2 separate regions of the Homo sapiens genome follow, and region 2 is linked to region 1. A link is an interaction called in ENCODE POLR2A ChIA-PET data of the cell type or tissue named here. Cell type or tissue: HepG2. All regions are shown on one strand.

What was found. Peaks named below come from ENCODE experiments on the same cell type or tissue, not always from the same donor. Only the 100,000 strongest peaks of a DNase experiment are listed, where the experiment ranks them.
Region 2: POLR2A ChIA-PET joins it to region 1 with 18 read pairs; 8 of 35 experiments call an interaction of 5 or more read pairs at or near these places.

Annotation. Positions count from the first base shown.
Region 1 is chr16:81,544,480-81,552,479 of GRCh38, forward strand. All of the region lies in intron 1 of CMIP (c-Maf inducing protein), which reads left to right. Among named protein-coding and RNA genes, the nearest start is that of MIR7854, 15 kb to the left of the region's middle. In HepG2, no CTCF peak of the experiment used is centred here; DNase peaks (open chromatin) are centred at 4,892 and 6,152.
Region 2 is chr16:81,452,184-81,460,183 of GRCh38, forward strand. The region is part of intron 1 of CMIP (c-Maf inducing protein); the gene reads left to right. Among named protein-coding and RNA genes, the nearest start is that of CMIP, 11 kb to the left of the region's middle. RefSeq lists enhancers at 3,509-4,193, 4,801-5,095, 4,880-5,564, 5,565-6,250, 5,621-5,915 and a silencer at 4,801-5,095. In HepG2, a CTCF peak has its summit at 84; DNase peaks (open chromatin) are centred at 128, 4,888 and 5,798; H3K4me3 peaks cover 28 bases.

The DNA.
Region 1 (8,000 bases):
CCTTCTCCAAACAGCCTGCCGCTGACCTTCCCGGCCTCTGTGTGGCTCTCAGGCCACCTCCTTATTGCTATATCTTGGAGCCTAAGGACTTCTATTTCTGCTCTGGGTCCAGTGCAGGGTGCCAGGACCACCACAGGGGTGCATGTGTGCATGTGTGTGTGCCTGTGTGTGTGTGTGTATGTTTGAATATGTGTGGTGTATGGGTATTTGTATGTGTGTATATGTTTGTGGAATGTTGTGTGTATATGTGCATGTGTGTGTGTGCGTGTATTTGTGTATGTGTGGAGTGTTGCGTGTGTGCACGTGTGTGTGGAGAGGGTGTATGTGTGAGATGTGTGTATGCCATGTGTGTGCGTGCATGGAGGGCTCTGCTTCCGGTTTCTGGGGTTGAGTAACTTTATGAGTGGTACTTAAAACCCTTCTGTTGTCCACAGGACAAAGTTCAACCCCTCATTTTTTTGGCAGAGAAGGCTGCCAAATTGGGGCCAGACTCAATCTTTTCATTTTCATCTCCTGCCAGTTCCTTACCAGACACCCTGTGCTCCAGCCACAAACGACCTTTTGCTGTTGCCCAAAAGAGCCCATGATCTTGTAAACTCCTAGACTCCTAGAAGATGCCAGGCCCACAGCCAGGGTTCCCCTTTCCGCTTTCCCTGCTCAGCTCATACTGGTGCGAAACTCTCCCAGGCCTGCCCTCCTCCCTGCAGGGTGCCTTAGCTTCTTCCATCCTTTGAGACAGGCTGACCACAGGTACTGTGGTGTTTGATTTAATGCATTCGTTATCTCAGGATTTGCTGCGCTTCTAGAGAAGTCCTGCAGACGAACCCGTCCTTGTATCACCAGCGCCTAGCATGGTGCCTGGAAGAGGGTGGGTGCTTGATGCTTCTCGCAGTGAAGGAGCAGAAGCTTAGGTTCTGTACTAAGATGATGCTTATATTGTGTAGCTAAAAGGGACCGTGCACACAACAGTGACAACATCAGTAATAACGTTTACTGAGCGTCTCCTGTGTGAAGAGTCCCTGTGCTCAGTGCTCTATGAATGGCATTTAATCCACACAGCTTATGTGGCGAGCTCCAGCATCCTCCTCCATCTACAGATGGAAGCATGAGGCTGGAGAGAAGTGACTTGGTCCAGACCACACAGCACGGGGCGGACCTGCGATGCTCACGGTAAAACTAGGGCAAGTTACTACTTGACTGATCTGCTTCTGTTCTAGAATCCGAACCCTCCTCAGCATTGTTTCCAAATGATGGTGGTTTTCAAGCTCCAAACGCCCAGCTTACCTGGGCATAGAAGCCTTCCTGCCGGCCCTCCCGTGGGCCCCAGGGTCTTTGCACAGGATTTTCCACACACAGTACAAGTCTGGGTCTCGGCTGAATGAGCGAGCACGGGATTCCCACATGCCTGTAAGAGAATTGCTAAATTTGCTTCAAGCGGTGTCACCCCCTCACTGCAGGTAGATCTAGTGAACTCAGGGAGAATCCACCGTGACCTACATCAGAAGGAAGTGGGACGGGGCGGTGGGTGGGGAAAACGCAAATGGCGCTCGCTGTGAATAGCAGTGTTGGAGAACATCACAGCCAGCAGTCGAGGATGAAAGGCATTTGATTTATAATAGACTCTCAAATTCACCCTGGTTCTTACGAGTTATCGTGTCTCCTGAAACCTCGTGGGGGCATCCTGCTGCTGGGGCCAGGAGGCAGGGAATGGCAGCCCAGGGAAATGAGGAATCCCGATCCTTCTCTCTGAGTCAAGAGAAGACAGACTTGCCCTACTTCTCCCATGGTGTCCTGGGAGAGCAGGAAGAAGGCATGGAGAAGGATGCCTTGTTCGCCGGCGGCAGAAGCTCCCTCTCAATGCCAGGCAGGACAGAGCCAGCATGTAGGGCGGCGGTCCCTTTAGCAAGAGGATGAACTGGGCTGGAGGTGCACTCAGAAATCCACCCAGAGGGAGTTTTCCTTTTCATGACAGTTTTCCTGAGGCTTGGTGGGGAAGGAGAAGAGGCTCTCAGTTGCAGGCGGTTCATTCATTCACCCATTAATTCATCTAACTAATAGTTACTGAGGGTCTGTGTCCCAGGAACCGAAGAAAGCACAGGTTACAGCAATGAGCGAACACAGTTGTGTGTCTCCTGCCTGCAGGTAGCTGCGGCCTCGTGGAGAAAATTGAAGTCAGATGATTATCGTGCGGGGTGAGAAAGGAGGGTGAGAACCAAGTGCTGTTCACTCATCATTCATTCATTCTCTTGTTCAGGGGGTGTGGAGCACTGGATGGGAGCTAGACATCCCTCTAGACCTGTGCTGGCTGGAAGAGTAGCCGCTGCCATGTATGGCTATTTACATTGAATTAAAATTAGACCAAAGTAAAAATTCAGCTTGTGAGGCACGTAGCCACACTTCAGTGCTCCGTAGCCACGCGTGGCGAACAGCTCTTGTACTGGAGAGTGCCGATGTAGAACATTCCCTGCATCGCGAGAGCTCCCTGGATGGTGCTGGGCTGCAAAGGCCACTCCCCCGGGAGTGCACAGCCTTGCGGTATTAAAGACCGGCACATATTCTGTGACAGTACAGGGCAGTCTGGGCTGGGATGTGGGCACACAGATGTGGGATGGCCGAGCCATGCCTGGGCTCCCGGAGGCAGGGAGGTTTCAATGGTGTTTAAGTCAAGTGAGGAGGATCTGGGGCAGAGGAGGAGAGGGATAGCATATCTGGTAGAGGGAAGCACATATGTCAAGGCCTGGCCTCCAGAAAGAGAGACGGAAGGGGTTCAGCGCGGCTGGGTCGTAGACCATGTCATGTTTATGTGGCCGAGGGCATGGGGTGTGTGCAGCGAGGGTGACTCTGGAGGGGGACACAGACCAGCTCCTGCAGATGCTCTGCCATCTCTGCAGAAAGACCCCCGCTCCAGGCTCCCTGCTGGCCCTTCCAGTCAGATAGAGGGTCTTTGCAGGCCATCTCTTGCTGTGGGCACGCTGAGCAGAGGGTCCCAAAGCCAGTGACAACCAGTTCAGAGGAGGGCCTGGTTTGCGGGGTCAGGGCTGGACACCTTGCTCAGAGGGGTAGCTGGGCCTTGGAGACAAACTTACCGTTTCAGGCAAAAGCGAGGGTTTGCAGGTGGAGGGTGGGAAGCGGGGGAGGAGGAGGAGGAGGAGGAGGAAGGAAGGGATCTCCTCAGAAGCCTGCAGGGTCCAGATTGAGTGTCCGTTAGTTCAGTGTACCCAAGAAAACACTTCAGGAAATGGCCCCTCTTCCCTTTGGGGAAGTGCAAGATGAAGAAGAATTGGAGAGGCTGGCTCACAGTTGTGGGGCAGTGAGGGGGAATTTGGCAGACACCGAAATTGGACACTGGGACCCTTGGCCTGGGACCAGCTTGTGCCCCAGGGCCAGGTGCTGTGGCAACAAAGGAATGCCCAGGGAGCCAGGCAGGCCTCTTCAGCTCTGCTCTTCCTGTCACCCGAGCAACTCGCAGCCTCTGATCCCAGCCTCCTCTGCAGCACGCCGGCAATCATGTCATGCTGTAAAGCTGTTGGAACAATTTCCAGATCATTACAGCGGCTGGCATTTATCTAGGGCTTACCTTGACCCAAGCATTGTAGTATATACATCATGATTTTTCAGCCTCAGCTCTACTGACATCTAAGGATGGATCACTTTTTTTTTTTTTTTTTTTTTGAGACAGGGTCTCCCTCTGTCCCTCAGGCTAGAGTGCAGTGGTACAATCATGGCGCACTGCAGCCTCGACTTCCTGGGCTCAAGCGATTCTCCTCCCTCAGCCTCCTAAGTAGCTAGGACTACAGGCACAGGCCACCACTCCTGGCTAATTTTTAAAGTTTTTGTAGAGATGGGGTCTCGTTTTGTTGTTCAGGCTGTTCTCGAACTCCTGAGCTGAAGCGGTCCTCTTGTCTCACCTGCCTCCCAAAGTGCTGGGATTACAGTGTGAGGCACCAGCCAGCTGGATCAGTCTTTATTGCGGGCACTGTCCTGGGCATGGTAGGACATTTGGCACCATCCCTGGCCTCCACTCACTAGATGCCCACAGCACCCTTCCACCCCAGTTGTGACAACCAAAAATGTCTCCAGGCCACGTGTGGTGGCATGCACCTGTAATTCCAGTTCCTTGGGAGGCTGAGGTGGGAGGATCACTTGAAGCTAGGAGTTGGAGACCAGCCTCAGCAACATAGGGAGACCATGCCTCTACAAAAAAAAAAAGAAAAAAAAAAGCCAGGCATGGTGGTGTGTGCCTGTAGTCTTAGCTACGTGGGAGGCTGAGGCAGGAGGATTGCTTGAGGCCATGAGTTCAAGGCTGCAGTGAGCTACGATCATGCTGCTGCACTCCAGCCTGGGTGACAGAGCAAGATTCTGTCTCTGAAAAAAACAAAAAGGAAAAAGGAAGCTGTGTCTGGACATTGCCAAATGCCCCCCGTTGGGAACCACTGCTTTACACATTGACTCCTTCATTCTCATAGCAACCCATTTCACACACGAGGATTGACTTGGCACCACAGCTGGACCATTGGTGCTGAGGTTTGAACCCAGGTCTGTCTGCATGGGCCTGTACTCAGTTCCTGGATCTATTTTACTGCAGGCTTAGGTGGAAAGGGCGTGGCCCAAAGCCAGATGTGTAGTAGGTAGTCAGGGAAAGGGGCTTTTCTGATGATTTGTCACTGGCTTATTCAGTCAACAAACCAGACCCTAAGTGCAGGTTGCAGGATGAGGAGGGAGCCGGTCAACCTGCAGGAGCACCTGGGTGACCAGCCTGAGGGTTGATGGAGCCATTTGTATTTCTTAGGCAATGATTAACCTGGTTGAGCTGGTAAATCATTCGATAGAACCTTACCCTGGAAAATGCCGGGCTTGCAAATGGGGGGCCGTTGGTTTCACATCTGCTGTTTCTTCATTGGACTTTGTCACCCATGAGGTCAGGAGCCAGCAGCCGAGGGCCGTTGGGAAATTCTCCTTGGGCAGATAGCTGCCACTTTTCCTTGCTAGCCCTGGAGTGCTGTACGTGCCCCAGGAAACTGTCCCATGTAGGGGATTTTCATGGCTGGGCTCTGTGTGTGTTGGGGGCGGGGGGCGGAGGATATTGAAGAAGCGGCCCTGAGTGAAATGCCAGTGGTCCTGAGAGGCGGGGCTGAGACCTCCTCTTTATTTATTTGTCTTTGGAAATTGTACCATTCATGATGAAATCGCCCCTAAAGGACACAGGCAGCAAGGACTGGCCTTTGCTAGACCTGGTAAGCTGGGCAGACCGAGCCCAGAGCAGGGCCTGGGTGCCCCAGCAGGGCACAGGGTGCTGGCTGGTTCCTCTGAAGGCAACTGCGCGTTCTCTTCCCATGTGGAGAAACCAGGCAAATGTGTGTGTGCATGCGCGCGTGCATATGCCAGTGTGTATGTTTGTACATGTGTATTTGAATGTGTGTGTGCAGTGTGCTGTGTGTACATGCTTGTGCATTTGTGTGTGTGTGTATGTGCACACAAGCCTGTGCCGTCCAAGTGCCCATGTGCATATTTAAATGCGCTCACCCGTGTGCGTGGGCAAATGTGTGCACATCTACATGTGTGTCAGAATTATTGTGCGTGTGCCTATGTGATGTGATTTCACCCCACCCCTATGGCTGTAGGACGAAGGCAGTACACACTGAGCACCCTGCCCATGCCCTCGGTAGCACTCCTTCTTTCCTTACTGTTCCACAGTGGATACAGAGAGACCTGAATTTAATACCCAGCTTTGCCAGTTACTCATTGCATGATCTGAGGCTGGTCATGCAAGCTCTCTGAGCCTCAGTCTTCTCATCCGTGAAATGGGAGAATAAGGAACAGCACTGGTGTGGAGTGGCATTGAAGGTCATGGGTCATAGGTGTGTGTGTGGCTGGGGCCTGCCTTAGGTGGCAGTCAGTGATGGCATGCCCTCCCAGCTTTGGGAAGGTCTGGCCCTGTCCATGGAGGTGCAGGAGGGTCGCAGGGCTTTAGTTGCTTCTTTCTGCTCATGCCCCCCTCCCACTCTTGGCTGGGAAACCTTGGCAGCACTGGGCAGGATGGTGTTGACAGGTCTTATCCCGTCAAAGAATGTCTATGTGGCTTCCACCCTCTGTGCTCTAGGTGTGGCCTGGGGTCACATGGCTGCTATTGCTAGGATAGACCAGGAGGACCCAGTGGAGCTGTTTGTGCTTCTGGAATCTACCTGATCAATTAGAAACTACTAGAAGGCTGAAGTCAGGGGCTTTGGTGACCTTGGCTTTTGCCCACTGGTGACCACAGCACTGTCATTCTGAAGTGATGCCTGGTTACAGCACATAGATTCTCCTTACACCCAGGAGAGGATGAAGAAAGTCCTAACCCCATTCTGTGCCCTCCCCAGTTCCATCACACACACCCCAGTTCCATCACACACACCCCAGTTCCATCACACACACCCCAGTTCCGTCACATGCACCCCAGTTCCGTCACATATATCCCAGTTCCGTCACACACACCCCAGTCCCGTCACACGCACCCCAGTCCCGTCACACGCACCCCAGTCCCGTCACACGCACCCCAGTTCATCACACGCACCCCAGTCCCGTCACACGCACCCCAGTCCCGTCACACGCACCCCAGTCCCGTCACACGCACCCCAGTTCCATCACATATATCCCAGTTCCATCACACGCACCCCAGTTCCATCACACACACCCCAGTTCCATCACATATGTCCCAGTTCTATCACACGTACCCCAGTTCCATCACACGCACCCCAGTTCCATCACACACACCCCAGTTTCATCACACACCCCAGTTCCATCACACACACCCAGAGGGTTCTGAGTAACCATGGGCAACCAAAAGCCAGGAAAATGGGGGGATTTCCTCTGCCTCCCAACTGTTTTCTGATTAGTCACTTCTAGCTAATTAGCAAGTGACAAATGGGACAATAAAGCTGAAAATATCCATTGGCTTCCTGGAATCCCAGCCACAGACATGGCACATGGGACCTGGCTGAGAAGCAGAAAAATGAAAAAACATTTGGGGTCCTGAGGAAGGAAGCACAGAGGACCACGTCGGGCCAGCCATGTCAGTGTGTGGCTGTAGGTGGCTGCAGTGTGTGCCTCAAAGACACACTGGGGCCGTGTGCAGTATGTGGGAGCTGTGGGAACCTGCTCTGTCTTCCGTTTTCTCTCCACACTGTCTGGAAGAAGTGATTTCATCTCACAGTCATTTGGTGACTAAGGCAAACTTCCCCCATCCAAGGTGGAAATTGTCACAGGGCCCTGGGGACATCATAGGGGTCTGTGTCCAAGGTGGCCTCTGCTTCCAGAGGTGGCTGAGGCCCCTGTTGTGGACAGTTCCCCTGGATGCATGTGGGTGACAGCTCCTGCTCCCATAGACAGTTCCCCATGCATCCTCAGATGGGTGAGGCTCTGCTGCTGTGACAAAGACTCCCCGGTCCAGGGACTTGAAACAACTTTGTTCTTGCTCAGTCACCATGGACGCTGTTCCCCACCGGCAGTGTGCAGGGGGGCCCTGGCTGGTGGGGTCCTTCCACCTGGTGACTCTGCAGCCTCGGCGGCAGGGGCAGGGAGGACTGGGGAGCCCAGCGCTGGCAGCTGCATCCTTTGGCTTTAGGAGGGACTTGTGTGACATCCTCTGACATCTGACTGTCCAGGCCCAGTTGTGTAGCGGTGGCCTGGCTGCAAGGGGGCAGGGAGTTGGAATCCTCCCCATACGTGGCAGTGGAAGGAAGCCAGAACTCTGTGCTCATTGGTAGTTGTCTGCCTGTCTCTGACGTCGGCTCACTTGGGCTGATAAGGGCTGGCTGGTGGTTCCCGAGGGTATCCTGTGTGTAGTGGGGATGTTCTTTTCCTGTGGCCTCTGTGACATGTTCCTTCAAACCCAGTGGCTGAAAACCACACAGATCAATCATCTTACAGTCCTGGAGGTCAGAAATCCAAAACAGATCCCCCTGGGCTATGTTAGGTGGGCTATGTTAGGATGTTTTCTCCAGAGGTTCTAGGGGACAGAA
Region 2 (8,000 bases), 92 kb before region 1:
AGACCCAGTGGAGTAGGGGAGTGAGGACCTGGACTTTGAAATCAGACAGGGGAGCTTGAATCCTGCCTCTGCAGTGTCCCAGGTGGTGACCTTGGGCAGGTCCCCTAGCCTGTGTCCTTATCTGTAAAGCGAGGATCAGAGAAACTTCCTCTTAGCATTGATGTCAGGGTAAATGAGGTGAGGCCTGGCGGTGCTTTCATGCCTCCATTCAGCAGTTAAGTGTCACCGTTCTAGGCACTCGGAAGAAAACAGGAGCCTGCCCTCGTGGAGCCTGTGTTGGTGGGAGTGGACAAACAACTAAGTTAAGAGCAAGTAATTATAAAATCCGATGACAGGGATCGTGGAGAAAAGCAAGCAGGGTGGGGCGAGTGGTGGGCTGCTTTGTACATAGTGGTCAGGGAAGCGGGTGATAGGACTTCCAGGGGGAAGAGCGTTCCAGGTAGAGGGAACAGCAATTGCAAAGGCCCTGAGGGAGGAGATCATCTGTGGAAATCACCCAGTAAAGTGGCTTGCACCTGGTACATGTTCTATGATTGTCAGTTTCCTTCCTCCTGCTCTGTGGAGCTGTTATTATCTGTTTAAAAAATTAATGAGTATGTAGAATGTGCGAGGTGATGGACACACAGGCAGCTCCTTGCCCCGTAAAGCTTCCATTCTTTTGCTTCTGTTGTGTGTTTTTTCTTTTGTTTTTTTTTTGTTTTGTTTTTTTTTTTTTTTTTTTGCAAACCTGGCTGCCTCCCAATAAATAGTGAAGAATAGCCCTGGTAGCAGTGCCTTAAGAGATTCTTAAATGACAAAGCCCAGCAGAACTTTGAAAACGCAACTCCCTTTGTCCATAACTACACTCTAAGGATCCTAGGATCTAGAACACACTAGTGCTCTGATTCACCTCTGGTTTTGCCAGCGAGGAAGGGGTGAGGGGAAGTGTGTCGGCAAAGACCCTTGCAGCTGGCTCAGCAGCCCACCTGGGATTCAAACCCAGACTCCTGCCTTCCCATGGCATCCTTTGTTCGTGGCTCTACTGCTTTCAAGCTACTGTCAGAAATGGTAGGGTGGACGGAGCGACTAAACTGATTGTGCTGGGCGAACTCTTTTTGGAGGGAAGCACGTGGTCTGGATCGTCTGGTCCCTGGTGGATATAGGATTTGAGTGTATGGAATCAAACAGCCATCTGGGTGCTTCCCTTGGGCTGGGCTGGCTGCATCCAGCTCAGGTGGGGTCATATGGAGAAGGAAGATCACACCGGGACTGCTGCTAGCTTCTCTGGGTGTCCTGGGCCAGTGCCAGTTTCCTTAGAGGTCCAGGATATCTGAAAATTGGAGCACACAGTCTGAGCAGACCCAGGCCTGGCTCTCCTCCCTCGCATGTTGGCTCCCTGTGTGGACTAGGTGACCCTGTTTACCAACACACACACCGGTGCGAGGCTCTGCAGGGAAGGAGAGCCACGGGTATGGAAGGGGCTGTGTGTTCCCCAGGCAGGCTAGCTGCCGTAACACGCAGCCCTGGCATCTGGGTGGCTTCATGCAGCCCAGTTCTTGCAGTCCTGCAGGGGTCTCCCGAGGGTTCTGCCCCCTCTTTTTCTTGTGAAATGGGTCTGCCCTCCCCTAGGTCCTTCATTGTCAGGGGGATGGGGAAAGAGTGAGCACCACAGCCAAGCCGTTTGTAGATCTGGCCGCTTGGTTGGCTAGAACTCAGACACACGGCCACACGGAGTGCAGGGGAAGACTTGGGAACATGGTTTACATGTGCGTCTGGGAGGAAGAGGAGAGCATGGAAGCGATGACTACTCCCACCCCAGCATCCTTGGGATGCAGCAGCAGATCTTGAGGTCTCCAGGGTGCCAAGAGCAGAGCTGCTTCCCTAGAAAGGAAATTCACATGACCGTGATCTCATCTGGTTCCTGGGTTTGAGGTTGGGGGCATTTCGGCCAAGCTTGCAGTCTTCTCTGGTGGGGAATAAAGTAGGGTGAGCAAATCCGTTGTAAGAGATGGACCTATATGTTCCTGGTTGCAACGATATTTATCGTATCCCTACTGTGTGCCGGGCACAGTGCTCATTTAATTTTCACAACAATCCTGTGGGGTAGGTGTTTATTCCCATTTTACAGATGCTCTAATGGAGTCTCAGATAAAGAGAGCTGGGAGGAAGTAGAGTTTAGTGTCAAAGCCAGGTCTGACCCCGTGTCTGTGTGGGTCCATCAATGTATATGCACCTGGTAGATGCACATGAAACTATTTCAGCCTCCTGCAGAAACATCTTAGGTAGAAATAAGTGAGCTTTTCAGTTTAGTGTTTGCCAAGGTTGGCGGACATTCCTTTGTGATTTTGTCAAAAAAGTTAAGGGAACCGATGTGGGAAATTGAATGCCAGCTATTCGTAAAGGGTAAGCATTAGGTGTATAACTTGAACACCATATATTATTTGTGCAAATTGAGTGTTCTGGGGCACTGTTCTTGCATAGTGAGTGCTCTCAGGCATGGCACTTGGAAAGTCAGACATACTCTTCCCTCCCAAGGGACTCATAGTTAAATGGGGGTATTACAATTATGATACACCATTGAACAAAGCACATTGCTTAGAGAGGTTTATGTCTTGTCCTGTGTTTGGACGGAGGAAGAGACGCCATCATGGGGGTGGGGAGTTTCAGGAAGGACTTCTTTGTAGGAGACAGGCATCTGGATGGAGAGGTAGGATGGAGACTGATGGAGATGAGGGTGGCAGGTCGGAGGTGGGAATGAGCAGAGGGAACAGTGAGCAAAGGGACAGGCCAGAGCGGCTGGGCACATTCCGGGAGTCTGTGCAGTTTTTATGGGGTGGACACCGTAAGACGGCATAGGAATTAAAGATAGAGGTGGGTTTGCCTCCTAGAGCAGAGTCTACCAGTGTGGGGTGATTAATGCTGGGTAAACCCATGCACCCTGGGGCGGGTGGTGCTTTACGATGCAGAGAGACTAAGGACTGGCCGGCCAGCCGGGAGCCCGGGATGTCACAGATTGGAAGGCTTAGGAGTGCAGGGATCTCCGAGTCGCCAGGACCAGGCAGTTAGTCACAGTAGTGACCGTGCAGCGGCCACTCGTGTGATTAGTGTGTTTCCTCTTGCCAGGGGCTATGCTATGCAGGTTTTATCAGTGATCCGTACAACCCAGTTAGATACTGTTACTCTCTCCATTTTACCGATGGGGACACTGAGGCACTGCCCCTCAACAGACATAGTTTGGATGAATGAACAGCTTGCCTAGTTGGGAGGTCCGTCCTGTTGGAAGGGGAGAGGGACCCACGGAGAGGGAGGCGCAAGCCCAGATCTCTACCCCTCCACTTCCTTGTAACCCCACGGGCCTCTGGCCCTCTGCGTAAGTGCGAGTTCTACCACTCCCCTGCTGCAGGGCTCTGTCCGTACTGAAAGCAGGGGATTGCGTACATGGTGTCTCCAACACATGGCCCAGCTGTGGTGCACACAGCCTTTCTCGGTGTGCACACAGGCCCTAGGATTCCGAGCCCACCCCTGTGGCCTGTGAAGAGTGGTGGTAATGGCGTCAGGCTGCTGGGCTCAGCCTGGTGAGCTCCTGGTGGGCTTTCCACTAGAGACCCCTGCTACTCCAAATCCCAGGCCTGAGCTGTGGCTCACAGGACCCCTTTCTTGAACCTTCCCTTCAGGGAGGCCTGGTGGGAAGGCCCTGCCTAGGCCTGTGCTGTCTCGAAGGTGATCCCATCAGGCTGGACCTCAGGGCCAGGGACACAGTTGGGCACCTTGTAGGCGACGCAGGAGTGGCACTCTGCCTCTTGTCTGCAGTGGGGGAAGTGCAGTGGGGTCTCAGCTGGCAGGTTACAGGGGCAGGTCTGCCCATTGGAAAGGGGAATGATGACTTGTTGACATCTGTTTGTCGCCCTGGTTGGTTCATGTTTCACGACCCTGTGACTGAGGCTTGCTTCAGGGTAGGAAAATGGAAGAGCTCGAACTGTCCCAGCAGGCTGGTGGCAACTGAGCTCGGGGAGTCCCAGCAGGGCCAGACAGAGCCCAGAGCCAGATGATAGTCATGTCCAAGGTGAGTGGAGGGGACCGCGGGGTAATCATGACCATTTCCTCCAGTCATTCTCAGACCTTTAGGCGTGTGCGCATTTCGTCCTCTCATCAGCCCCGTGAGGCGTTAGCAGGGGAAATGGAGACCTCAAGAGTTCAAGGTTACACAGCTGGAACCCAGGCAGCCTAACTCCAGAGCCAGTGGCCTCCAGATGTCACGACGAGTCCCTGGTGGGGTGTGAGCACAGGAACCCTGGCAGCAAGGGCCGAATCACCAGCAAGGCAACAGTAAGGATAGTGAGCACTTACCCAGAACCTGTTTTATGCCAGACACTACTAGAGCCCTTTGTGCAGATGTACATTCATCTAATCCTCACGATGCCCCTGCGAGGTGGTGCTGTCATTGTCCCCCTTATACAGATGAGCAAACTGAGGCCCGGAGAGGAGAGGTCCCTACTTACCCAGCTTGTAATTGTGGAGCGAGGATTTGACCCCAGGCTGTCTGGCTCCAGAGTATCACTGCCTGTGGCTGGTAAGCAGAGTTTTGGGGCTGCAAAGCAGAATGTCAGAAAGGCCCACAGTGGCCAGGCTGGCTGTGAGCTGAGAGGAGGGCCTTGTGGAAGGGAGAGCGTGTGGACAGAGCAGAAGGGTCTACCCTGACTGCACTGGGGCCCCTTCCGGGAGCTTCCTGGGCCAGCTTCCTGCAGACCCATCTCCGGAGGAGCCGTGGCAGAGGATCGCTTCTCACCTGCCCTCGTTGAACCTGGGGTGGTCACCTCAGCCTCCTCGCCTGAGACCACCTGACCCTGCAGAGCGCTCTGTCACAGCCGGTGGTGAGGACTGGATCACAGTGAGCACGAAGTTCAAAGTCTACTGTGGAGCGAGCGTCCCGCCCTGTCTGGCTTCTGGCCTCAGCTTCCCCATGCCTCTGACCTTTGGCACACGCCTCTTCTTTCTGCTTGGAACCCCTCCGACCCCCCCGCCAGTCAGTGGTTTTCCAGGGCTACCTTCCCCAGTTGGAGCCAGGGCTTGCTCCCCTGTGGCGCGGCACCACCCCAGCTGGGCAGCCAGGTCGCCTTTGCCTCTTGCCTTCTCCACTCCACATTTACCTCCCCTCTCTTGTAAAAGCAAAACTGAAGCCATCATACAGGGCTGACGACAATCTTACAAAATCAAGAAGAAAAAAATCCTCCCAGAATCCCACCACCTGGAAATCACCCGTATTAACCATGTGGGGTGGAGCCATCTACCCTTTCTCCTAAATGAGTGCGTGTGGCATAGGTACACAGGGAGCAGGAGGAGCTTTTATTCTAGGTTGGCCTCCACCTGCCAGGTGCTGGCCCACTGCTCCCCACAGTTGTAACAACCCGTGATACGTAACAAGCAGGCTCTGCCACATGTCCCCGGGGGGCCACATTACCCCTGGTTGAGAACTGCTGTGTTCATTCATTTAATCATCACACCTACCTCGTGAGGTCCCATTTTCTGGAGCAGGCAGGGGCTGCCCGGGCTGGCATGTGACAGAGCTGGGAACTCCTGCACCGTCCCACAGTCACCTCGTCTCTTCAGAACTGGCCCACAGGAGGTCTGAAAAACAATGTGGGGGCCTTAGGAGCCCTGTCCCCATGTCTGGCATGGTGTGGGGCCAAGAGCCGGTGGGCCACGGCACCCCAGGCCCCCAGAAGGAAATCCCAGCTGGCCTGGGCGTTGGCAAGCTCCCCCCTACCTTTGATCCCTCCCGACTGACCTCCCCCTCGCTGTCCCTGCCTTCGCCCTGATGACTCAGGACTTCAGAGATCTGGGTTGTTGAAAAGGGGAATTACATCATGCCAATAAGAGAGAGGGGGAGAAATTAGCATTAGAAAGTTTTGGCGTAAGGAAAAATGACTTCAAAACCTGCTTCTTGTGCCCTGTCTGAATTGAAGCAGGTTTTTGGGGGAGATGAGGAAGTGGGGAGGAGAGGGGATAGGGACCCTGGCTTCTCACCTCTTCTAAAGAGGCCTTCATCTGTTTGACCCCAGACCCATCCACGGCTGGGCAGTGGGTCCCTCTCCTTTTTATAGCTGAACCCCATCACCTGGAAGGCTATTAAAAAGCAAGGTTCTGGAGTTGGCATGCAGGTTCTACCCGCAGGCTTGGTGAAGGGGGGTAGGGGTCAGGGAGCACTGCAAAGACGAACAGTCTGGGGTTCTTCTGTTGCCCCCAGTGGTAAGCAGGGCACCCTCTCTGGGCCAGCACAGCCCTGGCTGGGGGCATGACTAGAGGAGGGGATCCCGGCTGATCTCAGTCCCACTGGCCTCCACTGGGTGCTCCTGCGTAGGGCCCTCCCTGCTCAGCCATTCTGGGAAGCTTTGCTTGAAGGGGATCAGGAAGGAGGAAACCCCCTGCCTCCACTTTGAAACCCGCACACTGTTTCCCCATTACGTCTTGCAGGGAGGTGGAGGCGTTAAATCCCCTGCCTGCCCAGGTCAGTCCTTCCCTAAAACAGGACAGTGATCGGGCAGGTTGATTAGGAGGGCTGGCCAGGCTTTTTGATCCAGACATTTCATATGAGGCCATTTAACCAGTGGTGTGATCCAGCTCTCAGTTTCCTCATCTGAAAGCTGGGGATATAAGAGTAGCCACTCCCTAGGATAAAGGGGAGAATACATGGAATTCTGAGAATAAAGGAGAGAATACATGGAAAGTACTTAGTAGAGTGTGGACACGTGGCATGTGCTCAACAGATGTTTGCTACCATCATCATCATCATCATGACCCCTACCATTACTGTCATCTCCGCTGTCACCATCACTGTCACCATCACCGTCACCGTCACCATCACTGTCACCATCACCATCACCATCACCATCACCATCACTGTCACCGTCACCGTCACCATCACTGTCATTACTGTGGCTACCGCTTCTCTTGTGTTGGGTTTGCCACCTGTATACCTTCCTGCTTCCTGCAGGACTGTGAGCTTGAAGGCAGGGTTTGGGTCCGTTTTTCCAGGAATACCCGATGTCAATAAAGGCCTTTGTCTGTTGCATGGTGGGGGACCTTGGCATCCAGGCTGTGAAGGGACAGGAAAGTCTCACAGTTTTCTTGGAAACCTTCTGGTGACCTTGGAGTCAAGGGAAGCTCTTCTTGGGTGTGCCCGTGGCCCTGTGCTGTGACCCTGCGCTGTGACCCCGTGCCGTGACCCTGCTCCGTGACCTCGCTCCGTGACCTCAGGCACCATTATTTGGAATGGGCTCTCAGCCCCTGTCCTAACCCCAGCCACCAAGCTCCCAACCCAAGCAAGATGGAAACCCGCCGTTGGGAGGATTAAGATATTATTGGTGGTTTTCACCTCAGCTTTCAGCAGCAGTGCTTGGGAAATAAGATTTTGATCTCGGAAAATATGATTTAAAAACAGAATTGAAAGTCGCTTTTATTTTCTAAACGATATTGCCCCTGACGCATGCACTGCCTCTGACTGGTGGCCTCCGGTCTGAGCACACCCGTGGGGTAAACTGCGTAGCAATTCCAGGGGTGTGCTCTCTGGATTTTATAGACTTCCACCCCAAGCAGGCCCTGCCTTTGATCCCCCACTCGGGTCTGCAGTGACAGAGCACCTGCTTTAGACCAAGCCCAGGAGGCTGCTGCTTCTTTGGGGAATTGTCTTAGCCTTTCCCACTCTTAGGAGGTGGCCTTGTCAGATGCCAGCTGAAGGGGTCTTCTTCCTCCGAGCCCTGCTGGGCTCACCTTTGAATGCCACAAACCAAACCCATGGACCAAGGGGACTTTGGCCACATCCCAGTGTCCCCTCCAGTGGGGAAGGGAAGTTCCTTTCCTTCCTGTTGTGTGAGGGCTAGGGGCACTGAGTCCCCACAAGGCCTCACCATGGAGGCTCTGAGAGGTGAGGTTTGGCTCCCCTGGCCACCCCAGAGTCAACACAGGGCCTGTGTGTTTTTCTTTGCCTCTGGGCCCATGTTCTATTCTTTCCAGCCTTTGCCTTG